Regions from separate parts of the Homo sapiens genome. Here all the other regions are linked to region 1. The links are chromatin loops, found by intact Hi-C in ENCODE. Cell type or tissue: B cell. All regions are shown on one strand. Links, peaks and the distances in the headings refer to the core of each region. The heading gives the core; the rest is flanking DNA.

The links. Peaks named below come from ENCODE experiments on the same cell type or tissue, not always from the same donor. Only the 100,000 strongest peaks of a DNase experiment are listed, where the experiment ranks them.
Region 2: it touches region 1 in a loop (4-fold over the local background); 2 of 110 quality-filtered maps call a loop at or near these places.
Region 3: it touches region 1 in a loop (10-fold over the local background); 2 of 110 quality-filtered maps call a loop at or near these places.

What each region holds. Positions count from the first base shown.
Region 1 is chr5:56,584,262-56,594,410 of GRCh38, forward strand. The region is part of intron 1 of C5orf67 (chromosome 5 putative open reading frame 67); the gene reads right to left. Among named protein-coding and RNA genes, the nearest start is that of C5orf67, 17 kb to the right of the region's middle. RefSeq lists enhancers at 4,539-4,618, 4,749-5,008. In B cell, for the core only: no CTCF peak of the experiment used is centred there; DNase peaks (open chromatin) are centred at 3,780, 4,810, 6,070 and 6,500; H3K4me3 peaks cover 1,711 bases; H3K27ac peaks cover 4,444 bases.
Region 2 is chr5:56,732,486-56,742,634 of GRCh38, forward strand. No RefSeq gene overlaps it. Among named protein-coding and RNA genes, the nearest start is that of MAP3K1, 78 kb to the right of the region's middle. RefSeq lists an enhancer at 4,100-4,149. In B cell, for the core only: no CTCF peak of the experiment used is centred there; DNase peaks (open chromatin) are centred at 1,856, 3,926, 4,526 and 5,716; H3K4me3 peaks cover 2,785 bases; H3K27ac peaks cover 4,776 bases.
Region 3 is chr5:56,410,016-56,420,164 of GRCh38, forward strand. No RefSeq gene overlaps it. Among named protein-coding and RNA genes, the nearest start is that of LINC01948, 67 kb to the right of the region's middle. RefSeq lists an enhancer at 5,320-5,369. In B cell, for the core only: no CTCF peak of the experiment used is centred there; DNase peaks (open chromatin) are centred at 4,256 and 5,506; H3K4me3 peaks cover 3,297 bases; H3K27ac peaks cover 5,000 bases.

The DNA of each region.
Region 1 (10,149 bases), core at 2,212-7,211:
GAACCCTGTCCTGCCCTGCTCATGCCTAACTACCTGTAACAGTCTATGGCCCTGAATCATTAGGCTGCTCCTACTTGAAATTCACTCAATCTTCAGAGTCAGATGCATCCAACTGTCCATCAAAGATTTAAGTTCACAACAGGTTGTCTTCAGATAATATTTGAGCTTTGAGGCCTGTGCACTGTGCAATGAATGAATGATATAGTTGCACAGAATGTTCACCTAAATATCTTCACTACAAGCCAAAGTAAATGTGAATCACCTACCACTACTCGCATATGTGAATGGATAAAATTAGAAAGACTGACCACACCAAGTGCTGATAAGGATGTGGAGGAACTGGAACTCTTATAAGCCACTGATGGAAACACCAGATGATGTGACTACTTTGGAAAATTGTTTGACAGTTTCCTTAAAAGTTACACATACAGCTACCATCTGAGCTAGCCATTCTATCCCTAAGTACTTACCCAAGAAAAAAGGGAAAATGGCCAGGTGCAGTGGCTCACGCCTGTAATCCCAGCACTTTGGGAGGCCAAGGCAGATGGATCATGAGGTCAGGAGTTCGAGACCAACCTGACCAACATGGAGAAACCCCATCTCTACTAAAAATACAAAAATTAGCTGGATGTGATGGCATGCACCTGTAATCCCAGCTACTAGGGAGGCTGAGGCAGGAGAATCACTTGAACCTGGGAGGCAGAGGTCACATTGAGCCAAGATTGTGCCACTGCACTCCAGCCTGGGCGACAGAGCCAGACTCTGCCTCAAAAAAAAAAAAAAAAAAAAAAAAAGAAAGAAAGAAAAAGAAAAAAGGGAAAATGTATCTATACCAGACTTGTACACAAACAGTAGCAGCTTTATTTGCAATAGCAATCCATACATCCATCAACAGGTGAATGAATAAACAAATCGTGATATGTACATACAATGGGACAACAGTAAAAAGAAATTAACTATTGATACATGTAACATCAATGCTTGAGTGGTTCTTATGCCTCAAGAACTTTACACTGTTTCATTTAAGTCCCATGTCCGCCCTATAAGGTAAATACTATTGTTCCCTCTTTGTAGACTTGAGAAAACTGAAGGTTAGAGAAGGTCAGCAATTTGTCTGGGGTTACCAGCTGATGAGTGGATGAGACACAGACCAAGTCAGTCTGACACAGTATTCACACACACTGTGTAGCAGGGAGCAGGACTGCTTTGATCGCCTTGGACCTAAGAACCCCTTCAAGGTGAGGTAGTACCATGCAGGAGATGACCTCCAACAACCAGAAGGGGCTCAGGGATGGTGCAGAGAAGGCAACTTTGAAAGAGGAAGACATTTTTTCTTTCTTTGGATAATGCCCAGATGACTCACCCTTTCTCCTCTCTCAGCTCCAAATCTTCATGTCTTAATCTTGATGTGTCAGATCTGGGGACCTATTGGAGTGCTCCCCAGAGAGGTTGTCCTTCTGTCTCAAAGCACAGGTTAGGACAAGCAGCAGCTCTATTTGGGCATCTATTCCTGAAGCGAGCTGCAATTTGATATTCTTTTACTGTTTACTTCTGCTTTAATTACAGGGTGGGGGAAAGAGCTCCTAAAATTTGCCAAAAACTTTGGTGATTTTTAAAAAGTCCTTCTTTACTTTCCAATTATTCAACTCTGCTGGGAAAGGCAATAGGAACGCTTTTGGAACTGAGTTTGCTGCTGAGTTGCCAGGGTTTCGAGATCTCTGCAAAGGTCATTGTTTTTTGTAAAGGTCATTGTCTTTTCATGAAAACCCCGGCAAAGCATGCCAACGCAGGAAAGCCACCAGCTTGCCAAATGTCCGGTGTCCCAGTCACCTGCTCTTCCTGCCCTAGGAAGGATGTGAGATGATCTCTGGAGTAAAGACATCAGATGGGGTTTGTTCCTTTCTTGCTCTTAAATCAGCTGCAAAATGCAAGAACAAAGCACACACAGGATGATTCCCTGAGCCCTGTGCCGCCTCCTCGTTAAAGGCCAGCAGCTGCTGGGTGTTGCACAGAGCGAGATAAGCAATACGACATTTGTAGCCGTTCACATCCTGAACGTAGAGCATTGTGTTCTCAACGGAATTTCTGAGGCTTCAAGCCCTGAAGAATACCCAACAAGTGAAAATACAGAGAAAGGGTGTGCTCTGCTCAGGGGTCCTGGGTGGGGTGGGGGATACACAGCAGGAAGGGCAGGCAGAATCCAGCAACCAAGTCACGAGTCGCTAGCTCTTCAGAAAAGTGGCTCTGCTGACAAGAGAATTAGGGCAGGATGATTTTGGCAAGCCCCGTGTTGTGTTAGCTGCGCAAACTTTTTCTGTTCTCTTATGCAGCCTCTTAACAACTGGGTGGGGGCATCTTTTCACATTTCATGGAGAGGCTGATTCTTGTCAGATGTTTAGCAAAGGGCTTCCACATTAGGTTTATCAAGCACACACAATTCCAGATGCAACGCGGAGTCCATTTAGTTTGAGAAGATTAAAATGTGCCGTTTCCTGCCATTGGCAGCATTTTCATTTTTCCTCTTTCCTTACAGTTTTCTCACATTACTTGAAGTGATTCTTACCCTTATCTTTACACTGTGTTTTAAAGAAAATTATGGGGGAGAGGAGAAAAGACCCAGAGTGTCACCGGGAGCACCTGACAGGAAGCCGCTAAACTGTGTGAGCACCTCCTGATTGGAGATATTCTCCTCCCCGTTGGATGCCTCTGATTTACCTCTCTATGGACAGATACTAATTTCAAACCCATGGCCATAAGATTATTTCAATGACTTCCCTTCCATCTTCCTGCCTCCTCCAATAGCCTCGATGTCCTTATTCCTCCCCCCAACAAGCCTACCTCAGTCACCCACCATCAACAAACACAAATGCAGCTCTCCACAGGTCTCTCACAAAGAGTCTACACAGATCCCACACCAACCAACTCCTACACCCAAGCCAATGCCCCAAGAATGTTATCATCATCTGAGAGAAGGGCTAGGACAGGCCACCCAAATACAGTAGTGACTGTACTGTACTGACAGAAGCAACTCAGGATATATGTGTTTGTGTGTGTGTGTGTGTATCTATATATATATATATATCTCCATATGTTCTCTTCGAAGGAGATATCCCTAGAGAAATATATGTGTATAACTAAATATATGAACACTTTCACTTAATGTAGATTTAAATATATGTAGATACATGTATATATATTCTTTCCCCTATCCCATCCATTCATTCATTTATTCAACTTAAATTCATTTAGTGTTTACTGTATGCCAAGCACTGTTCTAGGCAGTGAAGACTCAACAGGAAGAAAGAGCCAGGTGAAGACTGGCTAGGCAGTGAAGACTCAACAGGAAGAAACCGCATTTCCTGCACTTTGATAGGAAATGTTGGTAATCCTACATTTGGTAGAGTAAGACAAAAATAAACACATAAATGTATATTTCAGGTTATGATAGGGGATATGAAGAAAAAGCAAGCAGGGAGGTAGGAAGTGATGGGGATTGAGGGTGATGTTTTAGATGGGTGGTCAGGGAGGCCCTTGCTCAGAAGGGGAAGGCTGAGTGGAAAGCTGAAGGAAGCGAGCATGAGCCATAAGGACATCAGAGTGGACACCCAGGGAGAGGAAAAAGCACGTGCAAATGTCCTGTTTGGGAGCATGCTTCTTACTTTGAAGAAGCAGCAAAGAGGCCAGGAGTAGAAAGAGTAAAGGGAAGCGGTGGGAAATGAGGTAATAGAAGCGGGGCCCAGAATGAGAAAGGCAGACTCTGGCAAGCTCTGAACAGAGGAGAGGCACCATCTGATGACTACTGGCATAGCAGGATGCCTGCTGAGTAGGAAGAGTTTGAGCAGTCAGGGACAGAAGCAGGGAGCCTAGTTTGGAGGCAGCTGCAGTAATCCAGGTAAGAGGTGATGGAGCTGGGATAAGGTAGCAGTGAGAGAGGTGGGAGTGGAGAGTTTCTGGATATACTGAGAAGAGAGAGCTTCAGGAAGTGCTGATGGACTGGGCTTGCGGGATGGCCTTGGTCCTGAAACTCCTGGCAAGGGAATAGGCCCAGCTGTCAGCTTAGAGAGTGCAAATGCATCAGAAATCAAGGCCTCTTGAATTCTGGCTCTTACGCAAGAGGCAAAGACCCCATTTATTTAGCACCTACTATGTGTCAGGTGCTGCCTTAGGTATTTTCACAGAAACTTCTTCCTCACAAATCTTTGAGATGGGTTTGACTACTTCCACTTCATGGGTAAGGAAACCAGAATCTCAAAGAAGTTCAATCAGTCAGGGACGGAGATCTGAACCTGTGTCTACCAGTCCCCAGGGCTGTTAATCAGAGACCTTTACAGAGGGAGAGCCTAGCAGAGTGGCTTGGGGGTCGGGGGTCGCTGCAAGCTCAGCAAAGGGAGGCACCAGAATAAGGGAACCCTCACACCCTCCCAGGCAGCCACAGCTTCGCACCAGAGCTCCAGGGTGGAGCTGCAAGTCACGGGTCTGACCTAGCACCAAGCTTCCTCAATAGGATCCAGGATGTAGCTGCTGGGGCTGCAGCCACCGGAAGCAGGAAAACCAACTAGGGACAGGCAGGAGATCCAGTTGACCCATCCAAGCCCCAGGCCCGGCTTTCCTGCGTGAGAGGGAGGGTGCCACCAGGTGCTGCCCACAGCCCCTGTAGTCAACGCCCTTCAAATTTAGTTTCCACATTTCAGCCTCCACACACCAAAACTTTCAGCTAGCCATCCTGGGAGGAGCCCCTAGGTCGCTGCCTCTGGGCTGGCTGGGGCCGATTGGAGGAAATGGGCCTGCACTCAACACTTGTGCACCTGCACTGGGCGTTGTGTATTTCTCCTCTGGTTGCCAGAGCAACAGAAACAACAGTGGCTGCTGAAACCCCCTTAACACCACAGCCCAGGCTGACCCTGACCAATGGCAGCCAGACCTTGCATCTTGGCCTCTTCCCTTTCCTCTCACCCCCCTGAAAGTATCTCCTCTGAAACCAAAAACTTAACCGGCCTCTTTCACTGAGCTGAAATGGTTCTCAGAGCTTGCCCAACTCTGAGCTCTTCCTGACACGCCTGGGTTTCTGACTGTCAGCACCCCAGGGAGAGGGTGGGACGCCCAGATCCAGGCATGGAGCAGAATGTCGCCTAGGGAGAGCGCCGGGAGCCTCCTCCTCAGAACCACTGCGGAAGCTACTTTACTGCAAACAACCTAAGTAAAGTGGGCAGCTTCCCAAGGTGTGGCCCCAGCTGCTGACCCCAGAGTTTGTACTCAAACACCCGTGGGCCTGGCTACTGCCCTTATTGACAAATCCAATCTCATCAGATGCTCTGGGGCTGTAGGTCTTCATTCCATGTCAGGAATGCCCCGCTTTGAGAGGACTTGTGATTGTGGTAATTTATGACACCAGCTGCTGTGAAAATGACTGGGGAATGGGCAAATTGCCCTGCCTGTAAACTCACAAATGGACATCCAGGACCAGAGATGCCCTCGCTCGGAAGCAAGCACCCATATCGCCCTGCCTCAAACTGTGGGGTGCTGGGCTAGCTCACGTTTCATCTCTCAGGTTGCTGTTCAAGTTGCAACCAGAGAATTCCATGTGCTCAGCTGGGAAACAGGACACCAGGGTCCTTCCCTCCATTCTGTGAGTATCCACCACAGGAGGGTGAGGGAAGAGGGCACCTCTATGCTGTTTTTTTAGTTATTTCCACAACCCCACAAGTTAAATATAGCATTTTCCACATGTGTACAACTGAGAAAATCAAAGTTCAGTGAGGTTAAGTGACTTGTCTGAGATTGCACAGTGAGCAAGTAGCAGGACCAGGATTTGAATCCAGATTTCCTATCTCACATTATACTGTAGAGGCATATTTAAAGTCTTTAATAAAGGGCTCAGTTCCTTGATTATCCCACACAATAAACAAAATCATAGGTACTCTATTAGTTTGCCAGGGCTGCCATAACACAGTATCACAGTCTGGGAGGCTAGCAACAGGAGTTTATTGTCTCACGATTCTGGAGGCTAGAAGGCCAAGATCAAGGAGTGGGCTACTTCTGAGGCCTCTCTCCTTGGCTTGTAGGTGGCCATCGCCTCCTCCCTGGGTCTCCACATGCTCTTCCCTCTGTACATGTCTATGTCCTACTCTCTTCTTATGAAGACACCAGTCACGTTGGTAATCCTAGCGGGATAATTCCAGTGACCCCATTTAACAATAATTACCTCTTTAAAGACTCTCTTCAAATGCAGTCACATTCTGCGGTATCAGAGATTAGGATACATGAATTTGGAGGGGGAAGATACAATTCACTCCATAACAGGTACCAAGCCCTGTCTTTTCAATGCTTGTTTTAGCTCCTCAATAATAAAATATAACAACAATATTCTAAATATAAATAAATATGGTAGGCATTCAAATGATCATGAAAAAAGAAGGCTTTTACTAAAAGTTAATTGTCTTTCTTTTTTTTTTTTTTTTTTTGAGACACTGTCTTGCTCTGTTGCCCAGGCTGAAGCGCAGTGGTGTGAAGCTCAGTGGTGTGATCTCAGCTCACTGCAACCTCTGCCTCCCAGGCTCCAGGAATCCTCCCACTTCAGCCTCCTGAGTAGCTGGGACTGTAAGTGCATACTACCATGCTCAATTAATTTTGCTAATTTTTGTATTTGTTGTAGAGATGGGGTTTCATCATGTTGCCCAGGCTGGTCTCGAACTCCTGGGCTCAAGCAATCCTCCTGCTTCAGCCTCCCAAATTGCTGAGACTACAGGCTTGAGCCACTGTACCTGGCCAAGAAATTGATTTTCAGCTGCCATTCTGTTAGCAATTTTTTTCCGAAAGCATTTCCTATGTACAAAACACTTTGATCATTACAATGCCATATGGTACATAGCGCCTCTACTCATTAAACTTTCACTAGAGCTGAGAAGATAAGAAGACATAGACCCAAATAACAACCATACAAAGCAGACATGCTCTATGCCCCAAGAATGGTGCCCTGTAGAGTACCAGGAAGTCCACAGGATGAGACATCACTTCTATTTGGGATAATCAAGGAAGACTTCCTGGAGGCGGTGACTTTAAAGCTTGACCTTAATGTCACATGGGATTTTAATCGACAAAAATCGGCGATGTTGGCTTTTCAAACCATACATTTGGACCTTATATTTGGATTTTTACCCCTAAAATTTCTATATAAAAATAGGAATAATATTTACAACATCATCCTGCTACACATACCTTGATGAGGAGCATCTCCAAGGAGACCAAGAAAGAAAAAGGGCAGTGTCCAGAGAAATAGAACCCAGCAGTCTGGTGCACCTGAGTCTCTCTTAAGCCCATATAAAATAGATGACAGGCTTCCATGTGTGCTGCGCCCCTCTTCCCTCACTGGTAACCACATGCCTGCAGCAGCCAGCAAAAAGTCTGACACTGTTGTGAGGCTGTCGTCAGCCCAATTTCTCGTTTGTTTGTTTGTTTGTTTTGACAGAGTCTTGCTCTGCCACCCAGGCTGGAGTGCAGTGGCAGGATCTCAGCTCACTGCACTCTTTGCCTCCTGGGTTCAAGCAAGTCTCCTGCCTCAGCCTCCAAGTAGCTGGGATTACAGAAGCACACCATCACACCTGGCTAATTTTTGTATTTTTAGTAGAGACGGGGTTTCTCCATGTTGGCCAGGCTGGTCTCAAATTCCTGACCTCAGGTGATCCACTCACCTTGGCCTTCCAAAGTGCTGGGATTACAGGTGTGAGCCACCACACCCGGCCGATTTCTCATTCTTTATTCAGAAATCAGGAGGGGGCTCGTTTCCCAAGATAGGATAAGACGTTGGGCAGACAGGTGGCTCCAGAAACATTTTACCCAAGAACTAGGTTTATCCTCCATCTTCTGTGACTTTGGAACTCTTAGCCTTTTCCTTTCATTACTCTTCTGTATCTGTCTTTAATAGAGCAGAGACCATTTAAATCACAAGGCCAGCTTGCTGTACTTGGGGGAGTTCTCAGGGTACAAACCAAGCATGGGGTATGTCTGATTTTGTACTTAGTTCTCCCTGCTAGGAAAGCTCTTCTGTCTCCCATCCAAAGTAGTTTTCTCTTAGCCCTCAAAACTCAGCTCAAAGAGCACCCCTTCAGAGAAACCAATTCCTTTCACAGACACTCATATCTAGGGCAGGTTTCTCTACTATATTGTCCCATTATTCCTCTCCTTCACAGTTTGTAGCAACATATTAGTTTGTATCTCCTGCAGCAGATCTTAACTTCCACAAAGGCATGTATGGGCCACGATTATCCTCATGTCTGACACATGGAAGGTGCCCCCACATGTGGACCAAACCACTGGGAGGCAGCCTGATGTACCAGTAATTGGAGTCAGACAGACCTTAGTTGGAATGCCAGCTCCAACACCTACTATTTGGACAATTGATTACAATTCCTGTATCTCAGCCTCCCCTATTACAAAATGAGGATAATCATGTTTATTTCACAAGATTGTTATGAGAAACATATAGATAAGAACATCTAGCTGGCATTTTGTGAGTGCTCATGCAGTAATATTAATTGCTTTACTTCTTTTATTACCCGAACAGGCTCACCATGGTTCTCAGGGAAGCTTGACTCTCAGGCCACTCAGACCTTCCTTCATAAATCCCAAAGTCTGCCCTAGAATTTTAACTCAAGATTGAAAATGCTTTCTGGAGCTCTCTGAAGCTGAATTGGGAGGTTTCATTATCCACTGTGTCTGTAAGTGTTCTAAGCTGCAAGAAATGGGAACGAACTCCTTCGTCTAAGATGAAAAGGAAGTCCTCAAAAGTAAATAGGCTGCTCGGAGTTTCTAGAATGATGCAGAACCAGGTGCAAGGGCTCTCCCTCAAGAACAATACCCCACATCAGGCCACAGAGCTGGGCCACGAAAGATGCTGCTGCAGTTGACACCAGGCACAGGCCAGCTCCAAGTACTGTGTGTGGTTGGCCCTGGATGCTGGATGCTGGCTATGGAACCACAGTCCTTGTTGCCTCTGGGAACTAAGCATAGAGTCACTGCTGTCTTGCCCTCATCAGAATGGAGGTCTGTCCATAGTGCCTCTTTTAGCGCTGCTTCAAAGTCTAGGAAAGGGGCCATGCACAGTGGCTCACGCCTGTAATCCCAGTACTTTGGGAGGCCGAGGTGGGCAGATCACCTGAGGTTGGGAGATTGAGATCATCCTGGCCAACAGGGAGAAACCCCGTCTCTACTAAAAATACAAAAAATTAGCTGGGCGTGGTGGCGCATGCCTGTAATCCCAGCTACGTGGGAGGCTGAGGCATGAGAATCGCTTGAATTCAGGAGGTGGAGATTGCGGTGAGCCAAGATCACACCATTGCACTCCAGCCTGGGCAACAAGAGTGAAATTCCGTCTCAAAATTAATTAATTAATTAATTAAATTAAATAAAAAGCATTTTAAAAGTCTAGGAAAGGCAATTCTGACTGGTGGAACCCAGGTTAACGTGCCCATAAATTCGCTGCAAAGCAGGCTGAGGAAACACAGGTCTGCCACATTCAGCTTTTCTATGAGAGAAGCCTCTGCCTTATCAGCTCAGGAATTCCTCCCCAAAAGGAAAGGGGTTCAGTCACTGGACATCTAAAACACTGACAACTGCCTGCCATCCCCTGGAATGGACTCGGCTCCTATTTCCCGAGTCTTTCCTCACTCTACCCGTGCTAGCCTCATTGACTAAGTCCTTAATTGACCACTCTCCACATACAAGCATGCTCTAGGTGACTCCTCCCTGCCCCATATCCCTGTTCAAATATTTTCATTTTCTTTACTCTTTTTTCATCCATTTGTATCAGTTTTCTTCCTCCAAAGTCATATGTGCCCAGGATTCTACATGCATGTAACTCCACAGTCAGTCCATTTCACAGCTCAACTCTTATTTCTAAAGTTCAATTTATTTCAGAATTACCCTTAACCTATTTAGAATGGGAGCAAATTCACATTTACACAATATTTTAGGGAAGAGTTCCTTCTCTCATGTGCCCACCCATGTCAATGTCTGAAACAGCCAGCCTCAGTGAACATTATGCTCTTAAGATGGTCTTCAAAAAGTACTATTCTTTGGTCAAATGAATTTAAGAGAAGTTTCCCTGTGAGAGTTACAATGCACATTAGGTAATTAAAGGTCTGGAAAGTCATG
Region 2 (10,149 bases), core at 1,692-6,691, 150 kb after region 1:
CTCAAATAAATCAGGGTGACACCAATGGGAATACAAGAGTGAGTGAATAAGAGTCAAGCAATGAAGTTTTTTTTTTTTTTAAATCAGCCTTTGTTTTGCTTTGGCTCTGTGTGTTTGTGGGGAAACTCCAGTGAGTAGAGGCTTAGCCCTGTCTTCTAGAGTAAACAAGGGCAGTGGGTGAGGAAGAGGGAGGCTGGGGAAGGAGGGCTCCGTACATGCAGAGTGGTGCAGAACACACCCCACGCTCTAAATAAAAACCTTTTCAGACCTAAGCCTTGGCCACTTCGCGATTGGACTATGAGGGCCTCCTGCAGTGACTGCCACTCTTGTTTTGTCTTCTTCAGATACTGCTTTCCTCATCTCCCTGCCCTGATCAGAGATATCCTGCAAAATGAACTCTACACTCTGTGTGGCCATCAGATCTGTGGATCTGCGTGATCCCTCAGCCTTACCTCCCAGGACCTTCTTTTTTCTCCTCCGAAGCACAGGGGTCAGCTCCTCACCAGGGCTTTCAGCCCAGCTTCCCCCTGCCTGGAATAGTCTCTCTTTCACATATCCAATTACTGAAATTCTCCCACCCTTCCAGGCCCAGCTCCAGTCCGGTCTTGTCCTTCAAGCCATTCCTGGTCCACCTGCCGCCACTCTTCCTGGGCACTTCTAGAGCATTTCCTCGTTGTCTATGGCTTTAACATGCCATGTTTCTCCCAACTTAGCACCTTTTCATGAGAATATGGTGTCTCTCCCTAATCCCATCATAAACTTCTGGTGGTAGAACTGTACCTTATACTTCCTTGTATCTCCTCTACCTAGTGTAGTTCTTTGCAAATAATAGATGCTCAGTAAGATTTGTCACATATTTATCAAAGAGCTCACCACAACTAATGAACCTGAGATTCCCATAGGAAAGAGAGGTCCTTAGGAGTTTGCACTTACAGACATGACTTCCCACCAAAAAGTCCCCACCCCCTCAATGCCTTAGGTCCCTCTCTACTCTGGGTGGGTTTTGCCCTTATGTGGCACCCGGAAGTCCCTGCTCTGGATTCCCTCAAAGCCCTGTGTTTTTGCCTCCAACAGCCCTCATGCCTAGACCATCCCTTGTGCTGAACGTGCACCTAATTCAACACCCTAGTCTTCAGACCCGTGCAATTTTCACTCCCTGTAAGGAAGTCAAAGGTCCTTCCAGAATCAGTCTGGTCTTCAGTCTGTTCCTCTGAAGAGAAAAACAATAGGGTGTGGTCAGGAGAAAAATAGAGTCCCAGCCAAACAAATGTCTCCTGGAAAAACCACTCATGCAGCTAGAACAAACAGGTATGGTCACTCCACTAGCTCTGGGCAGAACTCTGCACTGATTCAAGGCTGTTGATAGAGACATTGGAATGCTATCCAATGCCGTCTATCCAGGGACCACCATCAAACATCTCTATAGGGGAAAAACTTGTCCAAAAATAAATAAAAACGATGGAAACTTTGAATGTGATCATTAGAGTGCACCCATGGGAACTTTGAATGTGATCATTAGAGTGCACCCATGGGAATACTTTGAAAGCAGAACCTTCCTGAAGGGACCTCAGGAATGTCTTAGTGTACTGGCAGCTCCTGACAAACGGCAAAAGAGAAATGAGATGCCTTTGCCACACATTTCTGTTTCTCCCCCTGGGCTCCATGCACAAAGGCCCTGCTCCTTTCTGCCCCAGGACACGGCCAAAAATGCTGCCCTTGCTCACACATGACTTGTCTTAGCCAGGTTCTGTATTGGCTTTAGTCACTGAAGGCTGCTCTGATTCCTCCCCCACTCCCTCAAGGTCCTCATTTATTTATTAAGCTAGATTTCTCCCAGGTCCCATTCCTCTGGCATTACATGGAGGGAAGAGTGTTAAATTCAGTCAAGGTTGAGGAGGGAGGAAAAGACTTTGCAATTAAATTGCTAATTAAGGAAGTACCAACCTGAAGAAGCTAATTTGCACTGACCTATTTAAAATATCTAGCAGCAGATCATGCATGAATTGAGGTACAGCCCTTTTATGCGTCAGCCAACTGGCTTTCTTTCAGAGCAGCAGCTATCAATAATTCCATGCTGAGGACCATCTGATAGGAAATCAACCACTGGCCCCTGGAATGCCAGCATTCCCCACTGCTCTGTTTTCCCAGTTGTCAGCTCTGTTTATAAATTGTCCATTTATAGCAAATCCAGCACCTGCTATGAACACCTCATCCTGCCAAGTGTTGGAGTGCATCTCAGAAAGAGCCACTATAGACTTTTTCAGTTCCTTTTAACCTTTTCCCAACCCGGGAGTTTGAATATTTGCATAGGAATTCTGAAGGAGGACTTTTTCAGTGCAGAAAAGTCTAGATCGTCTATTAAAAGTTAGCATTTTGCTCCACTTTAAAAAGAAAGAGCAAATTATCATTCTCTTGGGAGATACAATGCTCTCTTTCTGAACAAGTCTGACATTGGGACACATTTAAAACAACCTCTGAAAAATTCAGCAGGGTCAAAATGCTCTGGAGAAGACTTAGGGGGGCTTTCTTTTGCACTCGATTATGCAGCTTTTTAGCTCACTGTCAACACTGAACAGATAATGCAGCCTGCTGCTTAAAACCGTTATGTAAAATATATTAAAAGATACCTTCCAGTGTTGGAAACCCAATATATGACCTAGTTTGAGTTTCTTCTTGCCAATCATCCATTTGCAAAGTGCCTAGATTAATCCTCAAAGTTCCTCTCCCAATATGCTTCTGTTCATTTTGTTCGTTGCAAAATAAAAATAAAATAAAATATGGCACACATGGAATATTCATGGAGTATGGGCTCATGGTTTGTAGAGGATTGTGAAGGTCAAACCAGATGCTATGGCAGACAGAAATTGGCTGAGTGGTCTTGGGAAGATGGGACAAGCCTTGATGCTTCAGTTTATACATTCCCACAGTAATCCTTCTCAAGAATAAGATTGTCACCCTTTTAAAGCCACAGAGGGAGACCCTGATTAAGACCACGTGGCAAAGGCAGCTGAGCTGGGTGGGCAGCATTCCTGATCCCTGGTTCTGCAGTCAGCCAAGTAGGCGGCCCCATATTTTTTATGAGAGGACTCAAGGGTTTAGTATTTCTTTAAAAAAAAAAAAATTAAGGTACCTGGATGAAAAAGAATCTGTGAAAGGTTATTGTTACTAATGGTCCAGTAAAGTCAGGCCATGAGATCAGAAAAAACAGAAGTGATTTAAAACATAGAATTAGAGGGCACGAAATGAAACACCCTACAAACGCTTCGCTTTGGGCAGTGTGTTTTCCTCTGCTAGGGCCTGGGTCCTTAGCATTCCAGTCTGGGGTGGCTTGTAGCTTTGTGGTGCAGTTTGTATAGATTAAGCTAATTTTGGAGGACACAGGCATCAATTATTTCTTTCCAAAATAGAATTGTGCTTAATCAATTACATGTCACTCCAATGCAAATCTTCCTTGCTTACTTTTTGGTCATTCGATGGCCATCTGTTTTACCAACCTGGATTCTTTCACTCATCACACAAGTCAGGCCCCATTACTTGAGATGATCTCTGAGATGCCCCTGCTGGAGAAAGGCATGTGCAAATTAAGAGACTACAAATCAGTTTGAAAACTCAACGACTCCTTCCCATAAATCTGTGTCCTTAATATTAAAAATCATTTGGAGGTGCTGAAAAGAAAGAGAACTGATAGCTACAGAAAACAACAGCCCTACTCACTTCAGGGCACAGATTAGTAGTCAAGAGGGGTTATGCAGATCTAAATCCATATTCTGCTACCAAAAATAGAAAAGAGGAAATCTTTGAAGCCAAAGAAGGCCTAAGAATAACTGTCAGCAAAGAGCTAGAGCCACATGGACAGGAAGCAACGCTCAAGTGGCAGTTCTGTGCTGCCTTTTTCTTCCTCCCCAGTAGCTTTTCACATTCATTCTGTTTAAAAGATAGCTTTCAAAGGCTTCCTTCAACTTGAACACGTACGCCTGCACAGCCGGCCTTTCCACAGCAGCCTGGGGGCCGGCATTGAGCATCGCTTCCACACAGTCCTTGGGTTTAGTGTTATTTCCCCCCACGGATCATTTCAATCTGTTTAAAGCTGAACAGTGAACTCTTCATAGACCACATTGCACAGAGAACCCTCAATAGGAAATGATCAGCTGAGCAAACATTCATTTCTTGTTTTGCTTTTAATAATTTTGTTTCAACCCAACCTAGTCTTCATCCTTTTTTCAATACTCAGGAAACTGCAACAAACCAATAAAGTTTATTTTATCTCATGTGCCTTAAATGACACTATAAAAACATGCATTTGGATATGTCCTATAAAAGATATTCAAGTTAGGAGAGGTTCTTTGGAAACACAAGGGTGAGAGACCTTTGGAATGGCCCATGGGGTGGCTAGAGAGGGGCAGAGGGCAAGAAGGGTTACAGGAAGGGGACCAGTTGATGGGTGGTGATGAGGCGATTTGAAGTCCAAATAATGGAAAAGTGGAGGTGAAGGATAAAGGAATAAGAAAGACATTGAGGAAGACAGGGCAGGGCCTCTTCCAGCCCATACAGCACCTTCGTACAAGTTAGAAAAAGGCACCACTTCCTCTGAGCACACACAAACCCATGCAAGAGTGCATGGCTAGATGTCAGCCTGTGCTCTTCCCTTCAGCCAGGTAATCTTCCAGAAGGCACAGCTTGCATGATACCATACATGGGGGCCCAGGAAAAAATGTGGGTAAGAGATTGAAAGGCCAAAATGGGGAACTTTAGAAGTACTGGAAGGAAAAAAAAAAAGTCATGGATGCTTCTGGTAGCATACAGGAAATCCTGTTTGAATCATAGAGCTTTGCTGGTGGGTGAGGGGCGGGGAAGAATGGTTGGCAAAATTGGTTTCTCCAAAGTAGCTATCCCGCTGAGCAGTTTATCTTTGTCATATTTCGTAGGATGAATGTAATGTTCATTTCAAAGGAACTTTGTGTTAATCATATCAATATCTAATGAATAACTTCCAGGATTAATACAATTTATGTTTATTTGTCAGGATGAAGATCTGTGCTTAGATACAAACTGCTCTGACTCATAAGCTGAGCGTAGCTCTTAACTAAGACACAAGAACATCTGAGCTTCATATGATGAACAGTTGGGGATTCTTAACTGCTTTTATCTCAAAATTCTTGAATGTTTTACTGAAACAAACTTAAGCCAAAAGAAAAAAGATAATAAATAACCCCCATCATTGAGACAGGTTGTTCTTCCAAGGTCATAGCTTCCGTTGTACTATAAACCCTTACCAATCTATTCAGGTTAGGGCCATGATTTATATCACAGTTGGCAAAATTGATATGCAAACAATACATATATATTAAATTTGTGGCATGCAAATATTAAAACTATTTGGGGTCAAAACTTCCCCTGGCAAAACTAAAGGTGATGAAATATTAATTGCGTGTTAAGCACCTTTTATTGCATATTAAATTGGAAGTTCTCTGGTAATGGCTGAATAGAAAACCCCACTGAGTACTCTGTCTGAAGTTTATTGGGGTTTTTTGTTTGTTTAGTTTTGTTTTAACTAAATGTCCCTGCACCGGCTCTGCCAGTGGCTGTCATTATTAACCACGCTCTTGCTCAGGGTGTGGGCCTTCATTCCATCACTGTTTACGTGACAATTTACAGATTTTACAGTTCCTCAACAACTGTGATATGGACCGTTTCATTAAATTCTCAGAACAGCCCTTTGAAGTAACTATGGTTTTGTCATCATCCTATGGTAGATGAGGAAATTGAGAATTTAGACAAGCTCAGAGACTCGTCTGAGACTATCCAAGCAGTGAGTGATAGAATGAGAACTTCATCCCAGGCCTTCTGGCTCAAATCAGTGATCTTGCTAATATAACAGCCCTCTGGTTTAAACTAAGACGTCTACTCAGAGCCTTTTGCATCAAAGACAGGTTTGTCTACTTCTGGGATGACAAGTATTCAACCTGACTGGTGGGAGGGTGAGCAATGACCTATTCTGACAACCTCAATGACTTAGATTTTGAATATCTAGTTTACCACTCTAAAGATTTTGTTCTATAAAACTATACTCTCTGTTGCAATTGACCCAGAGCATAACAGTCATCTTAAAAATTTGATCAAGTCCATGGAATTATAAAAGCCAATACCAATATTATCAAAAATCATATTTTATTTAAATTATAGATTCGGGGGTTCCATGTACAGGTTTGTTACATAGGTGTATTGCATAGTTCTGGGGTTGGGTTCTGGTGAACCCAAGTAGTAAACCTAGTACCAAATAGGTAGTTTTTCCAGCCCTTCTCCCCTTCCTCCCTCTCCCCTTTTGGAGTCCCCAGTGTCTATTGTTTACCTCTTTATGTCCATGTGCACCCATTGTTTAGCTCCCACTTATTAGTGAGAACACATAGTACTTGGTTTTCTATTTCTGCATTAATTCACTTAGGATAATGTCCTCCAGTTGTACCTATGTTGCTGCAAAGGACATGATTTCATTCTTTTTATGGCTGCATAGTATTCCATGGTGTATATATACCACATTTTTTTCTCTTTTTTTTCTTTTTGAGAGCGAGTCTTGCTCTGTCACCCAGGCTGGAGTGCAGTGGCACGATCTCGGCTACTGCAACCTCAGCCTCCTGGGTTCAAGCAATTTTCCTGCCTCAGCCTCCTGAGTAGCTGGGATTATAGGTGCCCACCACCATGCCTGGCTAATTTTTGTATTTTAGAAGAGACGGGGTTTTACCATGTTGGGCAGGCTGGTCTCAAACTCCTGACCTCAGTGATCTGTCTGCCTCAGCCTCCTGAAGTACTGGGATTACAGGCATGAGCCACCACGCTTGGTCTATGTACCACATTTTTTAAATCCAATCCACCACTGGTGAACACTTACATTGATTCCAAGCCTTTGATATTTTGAATAGTGCTTTGATAAACATAACAGTGCAGGTGTCTTTTTGATGAAATGATTTCTTTTCCTTTGGCTAGGTACCTAGTAATGGGATTGCTGAGTTGAATTACTATTCAGTTCTATTTTCAGTTCTTTCAGAAATCTCCATACTATTTTCCATAGGAGTGGAGCTAATTTACATTCTCATCAACAGTGTATAAGTGTTCCCTAAAAATTATGTTTTAAATAGAACAGGTTTTTTGTGGTTTTATTTTGGTTGTCTTTGGCTGATTTAGGAATGTTAGAAAGTGTGATGTTCATTTTAACGTGAAAACACTTAAGTTTAAAGCAGATCTTGCAGACTACTTACGGTCTAGGCCAGTTCTAAAGGTGCGTCTATAGTTGATCAGTTCTTATTTGTTTGAGCACCAGCATCTAGGTGAAAGGACAGCCTAGTGTGTTGGCTCCCCTTCTAGATCAATAACTTGGGTGTTAGAGGCTAAGAATAAGGTCCTTCTTCATGCAGTGCTCTGCCACATATGTTTTTGGAGAAATAAGACATTAACTGATTTCAGTTAATAACAGCCTCTGGGATATCTGCTTCTCTAACAACCTATCTCTCTCAATCCTAATTCAGATTCCCAATTAAAAATGAAAAACTATTTTTAAAAATTAAAAATACCTTTCTATTTGTCATTGCAGGTGCCTGGAACCAATTTGGCTCCAGAATGTAATAGTTTCACTGACAAAACAATTTGAGAATGTTTTAAGGCTAAAGCTGGCAATGATCCATTAGAAGGCCTGTTTCCTAGAAATTCAGCCATGTGATCAAATGACGACACTAGACAGTCAAACTCATTCATCATCACAATATTTTTTTACAATAAAAACAGTAGCCCTTAGAATTTATCTAGTGGAAATGAGACATATAGTGTAACCAAGTAACTAGTGATAGTTCCAATAATAAGCTCTTTGCTGCTTATACACCTCAGTCATGTTTAGGTTACACTGTTAAACATTATCATTTTCCAATCTGCTCTATGACACCAGCAATTCCACTTCTAGTTTTCTACCCTAGAAAAATGTGTGTGTGAGAGAGAGACATGCACAAAAATGTTTGTGGCCATGCTGTTTATTTTTTAAACCTTAGAAACAATTAACTTCTTAAGTAGACAACCTAACTGCCCCTCATTTTAGAAATGGATTTAAATACTGTGAATCAACGTGAAGCAGCGTATTAAAAAAAAACAACACCCCTCAGAAGTGGAGAATATTTGTAAATCATATATCTGATAAAGGATTACTATCCAGAATATATAAAGAACTACTACAGCTCAACAGCAATAAACAAACAAACAAACAAACAAACAAACAAACCAAAATAACTCCATAATTTAGAACAGGGCAAACGACTTGAATACATATCCTCCAAAGAAGATATACATATCAGCAAGAAGCACAGAAAAAGATGCTCAACATCACTGATAATTCAGGAAATACAAATCAGATACCATTTCACACCCGCTAGGTTCTGAGAGAGAAAGAACAAGATAGAGAGAGAGAAGAAAACAAATGTTGGTGACAATGTAGAAAAATTAGAGACCTTGTGAATTGCTGGTAGGAATGTAAAATGGTGCCCCACTATGGAAGACAGTATGATGGTTCCTCAAAAAGTTACGCATATAATTGCTGTATGATTGTGCAATTCCATTTCTAGGTTTATACCCAAAAATTGAAATCAAGGACTCGAACAGATATTTGTACACCAGCATTCATAACAACATTATTGACGACAGCCAAAGTGTGAAGACAACACAAATGCCTATCAATGGATGAATGGATAAACAAAATGTGGTATATGCATGCATGCTTTAGAATTTTATTCAGTCTTTAAAAGGAAGGAAATATTTTGATGCATGCCATATTATAGATAAACCTTGAAAGCATTATGCTAAGTGAAATAACTGAGACACAAAAGAACAAATATTGTATGATTCCACTTATATGGGGTACCTAGAACAGCCAAATTTATCAAGAAAGTAAAATAGTGTTTACCAAGGGTTGCTGCAAGGAGGATGAAAAGCAATTGTCTAACAGCTACAGAGTTTCAGTCTGGGATGATTTAAAAAATTGTGGAAATAAATAGTGGTGGCCAGGCATGGTGGCTCATGCCTGTAATCCTAGAACTTTGGGAGGCCGAGGTGGGTGGATCATTTGAGGTCAGGAGTTCGAGACCAGCCTAGCCAACATGGTGAAATCCCATCTCTACTAAAAATATAAAAATTAGCCGGGCATGGTGGCAGGCGCCTGGAATTCCAGCTACTAGGGAGGCTGAGACAGGAGAATCCCTTGAATTCAGGAGGCAGAGGTTGCAATAAGCCAAGATCCAACCATTGCACTCCAGCCTGGGTGACAGAGTGAGACTCCATTTCAAAAAAAAAAAAAAAAAAATAGTGATGATGTTGTACAACAATCTCAATGTACTTGATAGTACTGTTGTATACTCAAAGAGACTTAAAATGGTAATTTTTGTTATGTATGTTTTTGCAATAAAAATATTTTTTTCAATCAGGGAAGGGAAAGATAATCAAATACGGTAAAATGTTAAAATTAAAATGTCTTTAAATTCAGTAGTAGGTTTACTGATGGTTTATTAGTTCTATACTTTTCTATGTATTTGACGCGTCTCCGCACACTCTTTATTAATTGTTAGAAGTTTTGAAGAAAAGTTTTTCTTAAAATCATCAGACCTTCTCTGTCAGGTAAGAACATGGGATAAGGTACCGAAGGCTGAAGGTTGTCTCTTTAATGAAAAGATTCATTTCTTGAGGCCTAAAACAGCGCTTCTCACATCTTGTTAAAATGAAATTTCGTTGGTCTGGGGAGGGGCCTGAGGTTCTCTGACACCTAGGTGATGCAGATGCTACTGGCTCATAGATGCATTGTGAGTATCGAGGAGCTAAAGATCCACATATATCATTTTTCATCTGAAATTTCTTCTCAGTTATGTACCACTGGATGATAAAGGGCTGAAACCAGCCTTGATTACCCTTCAATGAAAAATCTATCATTTTATAACTTGTTTGATAAAGACTACAAGGCAAAATTACAAACAATTAAACCCTAATCATTGTTAAAAATATTTCATAATGACTGCATCTCTTTTAAAAATCCTAATGGAAACTTTGGATTCAGCTGTCAGAATCCATAATAAACGCAGTTTGGGACATACTAATTCCACTCCCCCAAATGAATTTTGAAATAGG
Region 3 (10,149 bases), core at 3,244-8,243, 170 kb before region 1:
TGTCATAAAAATTAGTTTGGGCACTAATCTAAGGAAGCTTTGTGCTGAGTCGAGGGACTGCGAGGTCCCGGTTGGTGTCCTTCTCTTTGCCAAAGAGCTGGACCAGATGAGAAGTGCCCAGTTTGAAAAGACAGAAAATGCCTCCACTTCCTGTTTCCCTTCACCCTGAACCCCTTGTGATGCTGTCCTTGGGATGAGGGGAGACCCTTACCCACTCCCCCAAGTCTTCTTCTCTGGGTAGCTGGTTCCTCTGTCACCCAAGAGGGCTAAAACGATGGACAGAAATATATCATATTGCTGTTTTTTTTTTTTTTGGTGGAGATTTGTTGGTTTTTAACTGCAAGATTATATTACTAACTCATGTTGGCTTGTTTGTTTAAAAAGGACAAACAAACTCATTCCTATGAGAAAGATTTTTCTAGTGTATGTTTCCCCTCTCATCTCTATAAAAATAGTTGTTCCCAAAACATATTTTTTTAAACTACTGAGAACAATAAAGCATCTAGATTTTCATTTTGTTATAGTATAATGGCCCAGGTGACTTTTCCCCTCAGACCTACTGTCCTGACCTGTTTGCTTCCTCAGTTTACACCACACTCTCTCCTTACTTCCTGACCCTTTAATTATATCCTCCTTTTAGCCCCCGTCTCATGACTACAGAGGGACTTGGGGAGATGGGCAGTCGGTGCTTGGCCAGAGGCAGAACTGAACCTGGCTTGCAGGTGGGTGCCCGCTCGCCTCCCAGCTTGCTGAGCATGGTGGGAAATGTGAGGAGGCCTGGAACCTGGCCTTGACTTCAAGGATCCTGAAACTTGGGTTAGGAAATGGTTTGTGCACACGTGAAGTTTCCCAACCATACATGACAGAATATGAGTGCTATAGAGGACACCAGCATAACAAGGGCATGCCATTGCCTGCCCGACTCCACATACTGTGTCTGGCAATCTTGTTGCCACTATTTCTCCATGTTTGGATCACATGTATTCAGTTTTTAGTGATTTTTAATTGAGGACCTACCTATGTACCCTATATTGTTCCAGGGGTCATGGGATGCATTTTATTGGCGACACCTTACCATTCAGCCTGCCTGGAAGTGTGCACAGGGCTGACTTCAACCAATTAAAATGTCAACTTTATAGAAATGAGCTTAAAGGATCAGGAGAAGTCCTCTTTACATCACTAAGTAACTGAATAATGTGCTTCCTCTGTGCCATTTTAAAAAATCATCATGCCTTCAATCCTAACATTGGAACTGTATTTTCAGACAGTCACGTGGACATTTTTACGCTTGCTGATTTTTATCTAATTTTAAATGATTTTGAAATATTTCCTCGGAGTATAGGTTCTTTCCTAGAAGTTTATAAGTGTGAGTTCTACGGTAAAATTGAGGGGAAAAAACCCATCATTTTAATTTAAAAAAACCAAACCTACAGATTTTTTGTTTTTTTTTAAAAGCATTTTCCTTGCATGAATTAGGAACATTTCAGACTCAATTATTTCTACTTTTTAAAAATTTTAAACTGATTTTTGGAATAAAGGGAACTAATCAGTGTTTTAGCCACATCTTTGCTTCAAGGCAATATAATTAATCAGATTGCTATTTTAAGTCAGCCTGGGTGCTGCGTTGCCAGCTTTATAGTTTGAGGGGCTTAGGAAATATTTTCTAAGGACTTTGTACATACATAATAATGTCAGACCAAAAGAAAAAAATCAATGCATGGGTTAAAAACCGCATATTTATCCCATTTTATATGGTGAAATTTGTCTATTATATCATTTAACAGAAAACCATGAAGCCTCTCACACTATTTTGGAGAGTATAGCATTGACTAAAGCGAGGTTGAAATGAATTAAAACTGAGAGACAGAGAGAGAGAGATTTAAAAATATTTTATTCATTAATTCATTCACTCACTTATTTGCTTATTCATTAAACATGACTAAGGGCTCATTAACACATTAGTAGGTGCTATAAAGCAGAGTATGACATTTCTCTCAAGCTCTTGAGATCCCTTTTAAGCTACCCTTCCTCCTTTCTCACATTCTGGCTGACTCTCCTTCTAGGATAAGTGGATCTCTACTGCAACTCTGCACAGCCACGCCTAACCTCCTCCAGACACTCTCTACCTCTATGCCTTTGCTTCATTATTTTTCTGCTCACTTGTCCAAACCTCATCCTTCTTTTCCTAATAGCTCAACTCAGGCCTAGCTTCAAAAAAATAAGCAATTTGTATTGAGCTCCAATATAGAGCTATGAGGGTTCTTATATATAAAGAAGTACAAGATGCAACCAGGACTGTACAAACCCTGCTATCCTGCTTAGGAGTTGTGAGCCATGCTTCAAGCTTAGAGGATGTTGGCAACATATGGCATGTGTGTAATACCAGACAACTGATTCCTACCATGAGTGCTATAGGAGGTTGTGGGATGGAAAACCACTGGAAGCTTCTTAGGAAACTGAGATTTAAAATTTGAAAATAAGATCTGGGTGGCTGTGAAAAAGGGACAAGACATTCCCAGTGGGTATGAAAAGCTACCAACTCCAAGAAGGCCCAACCCAGTGGGTACCAATTACTTGCCCCCTAATGCACACATCTTGAGTTTAAACTTTGTCTCACAAGCTTAACTTGTATGCAGGCTCTTTAGCAGTGGCTTAAAAAAACAAAGGTGGGGCAGTGTTTCTGGTTTTTCTATTTTTCTCCATCCTATTTTATTTTAAGCTCCTCATAAAGAGACTCATATCTGATCTCTAGTTCAAGTTGTCCGGGTGTGCCCTGCCTCGTAGACAGACTGTGAAAGAATTAGCAGATTATAAGAATTTAAGCCCTTGTGGATATATCTGTGACAATGAGGCCAGGTGCTGGTGTGAACTGAAAAAGAAAGAGATGAGAGAGACCTGTCACTGGGCTTTGTCCACAAAAAGTGTGCGAAAAAATACGAAATCATTAAGTATTGATTTATACTGGTTATACTGCAGTATGAATGCAACCATAAAATCCAGGGGAACAGTGAAACAAAGCCAAAATATGAGTGAGGATAAGCATGGTAATTCAGAGGAAGTAGGCTGCTTGGGTCCCCGGTGGTGGGGAAATGAGTGGATGGGAGAAGCACTGGGTTGAGGAGGGTGCTGGGTGAGGCTGGGGCTTCTCTGGCTGCAAATGACGTGAGCACTGTCATGTCAGGAGACCTGAGACAGCAGCAAACTGTGAGAGGGGCTGGGCTCAGCTTGCTGTTTAGTTTCACATCCGCTGACTTTAAGTATTAATATCTGCATTTAGGCAGTAACTGTGAAGTAAGGGAATTCTTGATCAAGCTTTCCTATTTATGTTGTCCTTATCCCGACTCTCTCCCGTGACAATACAAATGCCAGCTAAGCCAGATTAATAAAGATGGGAACACTGGACTCTTCCTGGAGAATTCTGGGTTTTTCTGCATGTTTTTCTAAGATCCATTAAGAAGAGTTATCCAAATCTTGAAAATAAAGAAAAAAGATGAATGCATACCTTTTAATCTGCTTGCCCAAAAGTCATCTGATATTCTAGGGGGAGGTAACATTGTGTGTCTTACTAATTAGGACCCAGACTCTGTAAAGTTTGATGTTATCCCATAGAAAATGTTACATTGCTAAAGACATCTGTCCAGAAAAAAAAAGGGTAACCCCGATGGTTATGGCTTTATTGCCCTGTAGGACATTAACCAGTTTGGTGTCTAACTTTGCACTCTTATTTCAGAATTACTTCCAATGACTATCCACGTGATGGTTGTCATACTCTTCTTTATTCCAGCTTTGTCATTCTGCTTCTTCTCTCGTTGAGTTAAATAAATCTTTGACATCTGCTCACTATATGTTTTATGAGAGTTAAGTTTTTAACTTAAAAATAATTATACTTTGACAAATCTTAGAAGTCGACTTGGTGTAATAGGTTTAATTTGCTGATTAACAAAGATGGCTTATGATGTATCTTTGTTAATATTAAGAACCTGAAAATCTTGCAATTAGCATTCATAATTTTATACAGTGTATTTTATACACTTCTCTGCATAAGAACACTGATAAGAAATAACTAAGAGGAACCGGCATTTTGTAAACCATTGAGTGAGTTTTGAATAAGGTTAGCGACAGAACCAAATAATTTTTTAATTTGCAAGAAATGTTCTGCTACTCTGCAGAACTGTTCTTCCCTGCACCCATCTAATTGTGAAATTCTTGCAAGGCTTCAAGTCAGGAAGCATTTCAAATAGAAAGAGGAACTTTAAAAAATGTGCCCCTGGGGAAAGATTTTCCCCCTTCTCCTCCCCGAAAAGGACTCATAATTCATTTCAGCTGCTTTGTATTTTCATGGCATCATTTTTTTAAATAGCAATAGAAAATTGAGACTTTATGGGAGAGGCATCAAATATAGGGCTAAATGTTATTTTGTCTTGGTAAGGCCTAGCACAGGATTTTATTAGCTGCTGATATTTTGTGGGAATCCTGAAATATCTAAATTAATTGTCTTCTTTAAACATTTTTTTTTTTTTCTGAGACAGGGTCTTGCTCTGTCTTCCAAGCTGGAGTGCAGTGGTGTGATCATGGCTTACTGCAGCTTTGACCTCCTAGGCTCAGATGATCCTCTGGCCTCAGTCTCCTGAGTAGCTGGGACCAGAGGCATGCACCATTACACTCAGCTACATTTTAAAATATTTTTTGTAGAAACATGTTTTTGCTATGTTGCCCAGGCTGATTTTGAACTCCTGAGCTAAAGCAATCCTACCACCTAGGATTTTCAAAGTGCTGGGATTACAGGCATGAGCCACTATGCCACCGCGCCAGTACATGGATCTCTGTACTTGCCTGGGCAAGGGGGTGAGAATCTGTCTCTACAAAAAAAGTTTTTAAAAATTAGCTGGATGCAGTAGCACACACCTGTAGTTCCAACTACTCAGGAGGCTGAGGAAGGAGGATCCCTACAGCCCAGGAGCTCGAGGCTACAGTGAGCTATGATTATGCCACTGCACTCTAGCCTGAGCCACAGAGCAAGACCCTGTTTCTAAAAAAAAAAAAAAGATATTGGGGTCAACCATCACTCCTAGTCTCTCCATGCATGAGAAACTTCACCTCTAATATAACTCCTTATAGTAGGTTCTCCGACACAAAGTAGTTCTTCAGTAAAGAAAGCCAGTTGCCTTTGCCCCGTGGCTGTCTCACTATGGACCTTTGCCGCCTGTGCTATCCGAAATCCTCTGATGCTCTTTAGTCACTCTGGTTTAGCCTCCTGCTATTAAGGCTGACTGTCCCCAAACCCACAGTAATGAAATATTGGTCATTAATATATTGTTAAGTCGTGGCAGCCCCTGCATCAATATTAAATAATTATGGTGTGCTTGAGTGCTTACCATGTCCTAGGTCGCTGACAGGGTATGATCGACCAATAAGACTGAGACAGGAACTACAGCCATCACCCCATTTCCCATGACAAACAGCAGGGCTCTGAGACTGATGAAACTTGCCCCCAGGAGAAAAGAGGAAGCAGCAATTGGGCCACGCCTCTCTACAGAGTTCTTCCAGTTGTTGACTCTAAACTTCTCACCCCCAAGAAAGTTTCACAGAGAAGTAGATTGCACAGTCTTAACACCAGCCTGAGCCTTGGGTCCAGCTTCTTATCTGCAGTCCAGTCTACTTCTCAGGAATGTCTTTCTAGGCCATTGTTTACATTATTTCAAAACCAAGGAGCTATGAAATTTCTGAGAGTCCTAAGCCTGGAACCTAAAGATTGCAATTCAAGGCCAGAATTTGCCTTGTTGTCACTGTCAACTCACTCTTCTCTTTATTATCTGCTAGCTTTGAGGGCTTTTGAATTCTTAAGACACATCTTAACTCTTTTCTTGGAGCTTTTAACATTTTCAGATTTTTAAAAATAGTTTTGTTCTTTCTTTGTCCTTAGATATCTAGTAATGCTTTCTCAGACTCGGTCAAGTTAACTCTTCTGGGATTTCATTGTTTTAACTGGCACACTGTGGGAGGTCAGTGTGTGTGTGTGTGTGTGTGTGTGTGTGTGTGTGTGTGTGTGTATGTATAAAACAGACATCAAAGGTTTCAGGAATTATTGGTCCTGTCAAAATTCTGAGTAGCTCAGCTCATATTTACTCATGCACCTTACTCTTCCAGCTCGTCTGCACTTCTTCCTTCTGGTTCTTATGTTGGCAGGTGTATTAGTAAGGGTTCCCTGGAGGGACATAACTAATAGGATATTATATATATAAAGGGGAGTTTATTAAGTATTAACTAACATGATCATAAGGTCCCACAATAGGCTATTTGCAAGCTTGAGGAGCAAGGAGGGCCAGTCCCAGTCTCAAAACTGAAGAACTTGGAGTCCAGTGTTTGATGGCAGGAAGCATCCAGCACGGGAGAAAGATGTAGGCTGGGAGGCTAGGCCAGTCTTGCCTTTTCACGTTTTTCTGTCTGCTTAGCCAGACAGAAAATTAGCCAGCAGCTGATTAGATTGTGACCACCAGATTAAGGGTGGGTCTGCCTTCCCCAGTCCACTGACTCAAATGTTAATCTCCTTTGGCAACACCCTCGTAGACACACCCAGGATCAATACTTTGCATTCTTCAATCCAATCAAGTTGACATTCAGTATTAACCATCACAGCAGGGCAAGAGAACACACAACATGATATTATCACAATATTTTTACCACAGCAAACTTAAGGTACCCCATCCACACAGATGCCTGTCAAAATAAAACAGAAAAGGGAATAGGAAGCAGGGGATGAGGAGTTAATTTCTTTTAGACTTGCTGCTTGAACTTATTCAGACTCCTCTTAGATCTGGAGCTGACATTTTTGTGACATTCTTTTCTCATAGACCATTTTTTCTACTGAGAGCTGACTTGGAGTCAAGAAAGGAAGAACAAACTAGTACTTAAATGAAATAGGATACATTTGAATAGGTCTTTTAATTTTTCCAAGTATTTAATCTCTGTTAGCTATATTCTTGTGGCGTCCATATGAAGAGATAAGTAGCAAATTTTAAAGAATTTCTACTGAAGTTAGAAAACTGAGTTCATCTAATCTTTTTATGCATCTCTATAATTTAGGAGATTGATGCTCAGAAATGATTATAATTGTTCTAGTGGAGGTGCCAGCTACTGTGCCCATAGAAGGATCTATCTGTAACTAAATTCCTTGGTATGGCCACGAATGGTAAATCTCACCTTTCTTGAGGCCCCTCTTAGCATCAGTTTCCCTGAGCTTCCCTGCCTTTCTCACCTTTCTTCCTTTGTCAAAATAAGATGATATTTTTCTAGATCCATTTATTCATCCAACTAAATATCTCCTCTGAGATGCCTATGTAACCTGTACAACAAAAAGAGCATATTGAATGAGCCCGATGAATGAGGCATCTGAAATCCTACAATTAAAAAAAAAAAGGAAGAAAAAATTAGAAGTATCTTTCCTAAAAGAAAGTCAGACATAAAAGTTGTGGTTTTTTGTTTTGTTTTTTGTTGTTGTTGTTGTTGTTTGTTTGTTTAACCTGTCCTGAAATGTTGGCAAGGTCCTATATCATAAAGTCTCTGCTTGATACATAAAATGTTTGGAGCAATCGGAATTGGTTTCGATTTTTCTCAGGGGATTATGACCCCAAGAAAGTAGGAAAACCTCTGCTGTGTATATTTACTCTCGATGAAACTCCATTTCCATATCCTGTCTTCCTATGCCCTATTCCATCTCAGTTTATTATTCAAATTCTGCCTGCTTTCATTCATTCAACAAAAATTGTTGAGTGGATATTACATGCTAGAAAGTGTTTGATATGTTCCCAACCATCTGAGCTGGCCATTCTTCCACTGGGTAAGAGGAACTCAGGAGTCTGAAACCCCTTGGAGGTAAAATTAAGGAAAAAAGATCAGAAAATACGTTTTTGAATAATAAAGTTGTTTTTTTTTTTACAAATGTTTTGTGGTTGTTTCAAAATGTCTTCATATTTACTTAGCATTTTCATAGATTACAAAGGAACTTCATAAATACTCTAACTACAACGTCCACTCCTAGGGTGTGGATAGTTTCAGTAGCCTTCCTCACTATGAGCTTGAGTGTAGAGACTGTGTTTTATTATGTTTATGTCTCTAGAATTTGGCCCGGGGTCAAGTAGGGATTAGGCTCTCACTAAGTAATTTTTAAATGAACGTCTTCATATTACATGTATATAAGTTATTTCCTATGCTGGTTTGTAATTGGAGGCTCTTTGCACTATCTCCTTTCCAGGTGCACAGCATTGTTCTCATCAGACAATGCATTTGGCTGAATTTTACCCAGGAAAAATGTTAGGTTGAACTTAGAGGACAATCTGGGACAGTACCAGACATCCTAGTCATGTCATCAGTCCTTGAAGCCATAGTTGAAAACTTTATAAAATGAGAAGTTTGGTAAAGACACAAAGTTGTTAGGTGGAGAAAACTGGAGAACTGAAATAATTTCATATTAGGGATGGTAGTTTCATGATGACAATGATTAAGTTTCAGAGATATTAAGGCAACAGTAAGATTGCAAACAAAAGCAGTAAGATGGCATCTGAAGCAAGAAGTTCACCAAGATGACTTGTTTAATTTTCCCCTTTCATAGGGTACTTGGGAGTTTATTTCTTCTATATTATGTCTTCAAACTTCTGGTTAAAAACACTAAACTATCTGATGAGCAGAATATAAGAAATGATAGGAATAATGATCTGGCATTTGGTTTCTAGAAGAAAACGAGACAATAAGCTTAAATGGTGCCTGTATTAGAAACAAGGGCAATAAGAATTTCGAGAGTGTTAAGGTCTTAATTCTGACCTTGTGATAAGACTATTTCTTGCTATTTATTTCTCCCCATCAGAAATCTATAATTTTCTATTTTTCAATTGTCATATCTATGAAAACATCCTTAGCAGGTAACCTAAGACTTAGAGGTTGAAAATGTGAGATTAATATTGGCAGAAAATGTTAGAAGACAACTTTGGCTACCTGGAACCCAGACTTTTTTTTCTGTGAGATCTTGGAAAAGTCACTGATATGGTTTAGCTCTGTGTCCCCACCCAAATCTCATGTTGAATTGTGATTCTTGGCATTGGAGGTGGGGCCTGGTGAGAGGTGATTGGATCATGGGGGCGGTGTCCAATGGTTTAGCACCATTGCCCTAGTGCTGAGATACAGCTCTCATGAGATCTGGTTGTTTGAAAGTGTGTAGCACCTCCCCTGTCATTCTGTCTCCTGTTGGCCATGTGAAGATGTACTTGTTTCCTCTTTGCCTTCACCATGATTGTAAGTTTCCTGAGGCCTCTCAAGAAGCAGAAGCCTGTACAGCCTGTGGAGTCATGAGCCGATTAAACCTTTTTTTTTTTTAATAAATTGCCCAGTCTCAGGTAGTTCTTTATAGCAGTGTGAGAATAGACTTACACAGTCACCTAGCCTCGCTGAACCTCAGTTTTCTAACTTCATTAGAAATCCTTTTAGATTGGCCCGCTTATCTCTTTATACAGATGCTGTAGGAATAGAATTAGCAGGATAAAATACCTAGAAAAATTAAGAGACTTATTCAAATGTATGCTATTTTATTTAAGTACTAGTTTATTTTTCCTTTCTTGACCCCAACTCAGCTCTGAGTAGAAAAAGTGACCAGGAATGTCAAAAAATTCAGCTCCAGATCTAAGAGGAGTCTAAGTAAGTTCAAGCAGCAGGTCTAAAAGAAATAAACCACTCACCCCCTGCTTCCTATTCTCTTTTCTGTTTGATTTTCATAAGCATCTTTGTGGATGGGTTAACCTTAAGTGTGTGCTGTGGTAAAAATGTTGTGATAATATCATGTTCTGTGTTCTCTTGTCCTGCCAACATGAGAATCAGAAGGAGGAAGTGCAGATGAGCTGGAAGAGTGAGCTGCATCAGTAAATATGAGCTGAGCTATTCAGAATTTTGACAGGCCCCAATAATTTCTGAAACTGTGCACGCACATGCACACACACACACACCCCTACGATGACCTTCTACCTATGTGCCAGACACTTTTCTAAGAATTGATGTTACACAATGATGAAAAATACATATTCCCTGCTTTCAAGAAGCTTGCATTCTAATGAGTGAAGAATAAAATAGTGAATTCATAACATAAATTAAATTCAAATAATTATA